2 separate regions of the Mus musculus genome follow, and region 1 is linked to region 2. A link is a loop called in an ENCODE intact Hi-C map of the cell type or tissue named here. Cell type or tissue: gastrocnemius. All regions are shown on one strand.

The links. Peaks named below come from ENCODE experiments on the same cell type or tissue, not always from the same donor. Only the 100,000 strongest peaks of a DNase experiment are listed, where the experiment ranks them.
Region 1: it touches region 2 in a loop (4-fold over the local background); 21 of 42 quality-filtered maps call a loop at or near these places.

The regions. Positions count from the first base shown.
Region 1 is chr16:20,907,787-20,910,286 of GRCm38, reverse strand. No RefSeq gene overlaps it. Among named protein-coding and RNA genes, the nearest start is that of Gm6551, 20 kb to the left of the region's middle. In gastrocnemius, CTCF peaks have their summits at 1,016 and 1,217 (motif pointing left); DNase peaks (open chromatin) are centred at 1,070 and 1,287.
Region 2 is chr16:21,073,136-21,075,635 of GRCm38, reverse strand. No RefSeq gene overlaps it. Among named protein-coding and RNA genes, the nearest start is that of Gm6557, 11 kb to the right of the region's middle. In gastrocnemius, no CTCF peak of the experiment used is centred here; DNase peaks (open chromatin) are centred at 941 and 1,225.

The DNA of each region.
Region 1 (2,500 bases), 170 kb after region 2:
TCTTAGCACCATACCAGAGATGCCTGTTGTGTGGATGGACAATCAAGGAGGTAGGGCAGTGCTCTCTAAGCTAGGCACAGAACACAGGCCTGCTGATCGCTAGTGGTTACTAGATTTCTCTGAGTATTGCAGTGCTCTCTGTAGTACTCTGTGCAGCTCAACAATGAGTGAATTAGAAAAGGATCCAAGTTCAAGTCCTACACAGGGTGTGATCCCGTCACCTGCTTCCCACAACTAGAACCTTAGAAATAGCTGTCCTTCCCAAGACAACTACAAAAGCTAGAGACAGCAAACCCTTGTCTTAGCACTGAAAGCTGGACTTTTATTATTAAAAAGTCACATAGGAGGGCCAGGGTTCAGCTGACAAAGAAAACGGAGTGGAAGGAACAGAAGCAGGTACTGGATGAAGATGAAGGTGATGGAAATCTGCTATGTGCATGTATGAAGGCATCACAGTCAAGTCCATTGTCCTGTATAATGGACACATACTGACAAGGATATACTGTCTTGCTTTGTTTTGTTTTCTGAGACAGGGTCTTTCACAGAGTTCTGACTGTCCTGGAACTCACTATGTAGACCAGGTGGGCCTTGAACTCACAGAGATCTGCCTGTCTCTGCCTCCTGAGTTCTGGGATTAAACGTGTGTGACTTCCAGCAACAATGACATTTAAAAAAAAGGGGGGGGGTAGAAGAATAAACAGAGAGAGGGGTGCTTTGCTATGGTGAGATCACCCACAGGGGAAAGGAAACTCACAGATCAAGCTTGTGGTCCAGTTTCAGAGTGCCGAAGGGCCTACCCCCTGCCACCGTGTCTGAATCACCAAAGAAGAGTCACACTTTTCAGTGGCTGCTGGAACCAAAGGGACTGAAGTGTTTGCCACCCAGCAAAGTGGACCCTTTCCCTAGGCTGCTGCTTGCTTGGGAGTGGATACTGATTCCAAAGTTCTACAAAACGTTCTCAGTTCCTATTCCATGTAGCCCTCATGTTGGGAGAAGGGAGAAATATTCTCTCTCAAATTCGATCTGGCCTCCTGCAGCCTCCGGGGTGCGTGGGGTGTGCATATGGAGGTGCTTGGAGAGTCCTTGCACCAAGAATCCTTCCCCTCACCTCAGAAGGCTGGTTCAGACCCGGAAGCTCCTCCCAGGTCTCTCGGTTCTGTGAAGCACACCTATGCCCTCTAGTGGGAGGATTTTTAATTTCTCTGAAGTTCTGCTGCAGAGGGATTCTGTCCCTGCTGTAGGCTCTCTCCGGGTGGTCCTCAACTCAAAAGACGTGGAGCCTGGGGCTCTGTGAGGCAGGGGCAGTCTTGCAGGAGTCCAGCTTGGGTCAGAAACAGCTGGGCGCGCAGAGGTCGCTTCTTACCCCCACCCTCACCCCCTGCTCCATGCTGTCCCTCTGTCTTTTCAGTCCCCTCCTTCCACACAACCTGCTGCTTGGGGTTTTCACTCTCCTGGGAGATGTGGAGGGACAAAATTTCCAAGCCCTGCCACCAACTGCTTCACTTACTGAAAATCCTCTACTTCTAAGAAATGCGGAGCCCACAAAGATTTGTGAGGAAATACTGGAAGGCGGGCTGTGGAGGGGACTGCAGTTAATATTTAAACTTGGTCCTAAGTCCCGGATAGTTTCTAGACCTGGAGGATGGACCCAGGAGGTCGGACTTGCGAGTGTGTGTAGATACGTGCATGGGTTCCTCCCAGACTCTGGAAAATTAGTAAACAAAACCCACTTTCAACTCATCAGCCTCCATGGGCTTCACGATCCAGAAACCAAAGCAAAGAGAAGGGGAATGGGAGGAAAATCACAGTCTTCAAAGTGTACACACACACACACACACACACACACACACACACACACACACACACAGAGAGAGAGAGAGAGAGAGAGAGAGAGAGAGAGAGAGAGAGAGCATGGCCTGCTCTTACAGAGGATCAGAGCTGGTCTTAAGGGCTAAGCCATCTCTCCAGCCTCAACCATTCACTTTCAACACCAGTGAGTTCTTTAAGCCACATCATGTTACAGTCCTGGCTGGGCCATACATAGCCTTAGCTCTTTAACTGTCTCCTTCCTCCCAGTCAAGCAGACAAAAGACTAGTTCTTGCCAGGGTGCTAGTGGTATACTCCTTTAATCACAGCACTGAGGAGACAAAGATTGGCAAATCTCTTTGAGTTTTAGGCAGGTATGGTCTACAAAATTTCAGGACAGCTCCCCCTCCCCCCTCTCCCCCCTCCTACCCCCTCTTCCCCTCTCCCTCTCCCTCTCTCTTCTGGATTGTCATTGCCCTGCAACAGGGAATCTGTCCAGAGCTTGGGTTTTTCTCCTCCAGGAGGTTTGCTTTGCTGGCCCAGCCCAGCGAGACTCAGGCCTTTGCCTGCTTCTCTAGTTACTATTTGTTTATTTCCAGCTTAATGTCTGCTATGATCCTTAAATATCTGCATATTTATTTTATTTCATTTCTGTTTCAGTAAGTGGTTTATATATATATATATATTCTTATT
Region 2 (2,500 bases):
TTCTCCTTTCCCCCCTGAGGGCCTATAAAAACTGGGAACTCTTTCCCCTCGAGGTCGACTCCTCTACCCCTGCGTGGGATATGAGTCGTCCCCAGAGCTCTGGCTTTCCGAATAAAGCCTCATGTGGTTTGCAACAAGCTCAGTCTGTCGTGAGTTCTTGGGTGTCCACTATTGTCCTGAGGCCTGAGCGAGGGGCTCCTCTTGGAGTCTTTCAACCATCACTGCAGCTGCAGCCTTCTCTTTTCCAATCAGGAGAATTTAATCCATCTCTAGTAAGTGTAATCTGTGATGGCCTTTAGTTTATTTTTCAGTGCTGGGGACTTGCAGAGTAAACCACCTATTCAGCTATACCCATTTCAAGATATATTCTCTCTCTCTCTCTCTCTCTCTCTCTCTCTCTCTCTCTCTGTCTCTCTCTCTGTCTCTCTGTCTCTCTCTCTCCACTTTGAAGACCGTGATTTTCCTCCCATTCCCCTTCTCTTTGCTTTGGTTTCTGGATCGTGAAGCCCACGGAGGCTGATGAGTTGGAAGTGGGTTTTGTTTTTTGTTTTGTTATTTTCCAGAGTCTGGGAGGAACCCATGCACTTATCTACACACACTCGCAAGTCCAACCTCCTGGGTCCATCCTCCAGGTCTAGAAACTATCTGGGACTTAGGACCAAGTTTAAATATTAACTGCAATCCCCTCCACAGCCTGCCTTCCAGTATTTCCTCACAAATCTTTGTGGGCTCCGCATTTTTTCGAAGTAGAGGATTTCCAGTAAGTGAAGCAGTTGGTGGCAGGGCTTGGAAATTTTGTCCCTCCACATCTCCCAGGAGAGTGAAACCCCCAAGCAGCAGGTTGTGTGGAAGGAGGGGACTGAAAAGACAGAGGGACAGCATGGAGCAGGGGGTGAGGGTGGGGGTAAGAAGCGACCTCTGTGCGCCCAGCTGTTTCTGACCCAAGCTGGACTCCTGCAAGACTGCCCCTGCCTCGCTGAGCCCCAGGCTCCACGTCTTTTGAGTTGAGGACCACCCAGAGAGAGCCTACAGCAGGGACAGAATCCCTCTGCAGCAGAACTTCAGAGAAATTAAAAATCCTCCCACTAGAGGGCATAGGTGTGCTTCACAGAACCGAGAGACCTGGGAGGAGCTTCCGGGTCTGAACCAGCCTTCTGAGGTGAGGGGAAGGATTCTTGGTGCAAGGACTCTCCAAGCACCTCCATATGCACACCCCACGAACCCCCGGAGGCTGCATGGGCTCCCACAGGAACTGAGTCAGCCCTGTAGATCAATAAAGTGAAAGATGTCAACCACCTTAACATCCTGCCCTTGGGGTCTTTATGCCTCTCTATTCTGCATTCTGAATGGTCCCTTTGGCTGAATGTGAATTCTTTGTTGGCTGCTGCACTGTCTACAGTTCTTTATCTCAGTAGCTCATCACACGCACACACACAAACACACGCACACACACAAACACACACACACACAAAACCTCCAATGTTGCTTTTGAATTTTTCATATCCTCACATCAAAATGTAAATTCAGCTCTTATCACCATGGACTCAGTCAGCAACACTTCACTTAGCCTATATTGAATAAGCCCAGCAGCTTGGGAATGTAATTCTGTGGTCCACAGCTTCTATCATATTATCCATTTTGCCTCCCCACCCCCCCACCCTTGCTTTATACATTACGTGCTTTCCATCAGTTTGTTTGGAATTACTATTTTGAGGATGAATTTGAGAGAGAATATGTCTTCCTTCTCCCAACATGAGGGCTACATGGAATAAGAACTGAGAACGTTTTGTAGAACTTTGGAATCAGTATCCACTCCCAAGCAAGCAGCAGCCTAGGGAAAGGGTCCACTTTGCTGGGTGGCAAACACTTCAGTCCCTTTGTTTCCAGCAGCCACTGAAAAGTGTGACTCTTCTTTGGTGATTCAGACACGGTGGCAGGGGGTAGGCCATGGGTGACTCCCTTCGGCACTCTGAAACTGGACCACAAGCTTGATCTGTGAGTTTCCTTTCCCCTGTGGGTGATCTCACCATAGCAAAGCACCCCTCTCTCTGTTTATTCTTCTACCCCCCCCCCTTTTTTTTTAAAAAAAAATGTCATTGTTGCTGGAAGTCACACACTTTTAATCCCAGAACTCAGGAGGCAGAGACAGGCAGATCTCTGTGAGTTCAAGGCCCACCTGGTCTACATAGTGAGTTCCAGGACAGTCAGAACTCTGTGAAAGACCCTGTCTCAGAAAACAAAACAAAGCAAGACAGTATATCCTTGTCAGTATGTGTCCATTATACAGGACAATGGACTTGACTGTGATGCCTTCATACATGCACATAGCAGATTTCCATCACCTTCATCTTCATCCAGTACTTGCTCCTGTTCCTTCCACTCCGTTTTCTTTGTCAGCTGACCCCCGGCCCTCCTATGTGACTTTTTAATAATAAAAGTCCAGCTTTCAGTGCTAAGACAAGGGTTTGCTGTCTCTAGCTTTTGTAGTTGTCTTGGGAAG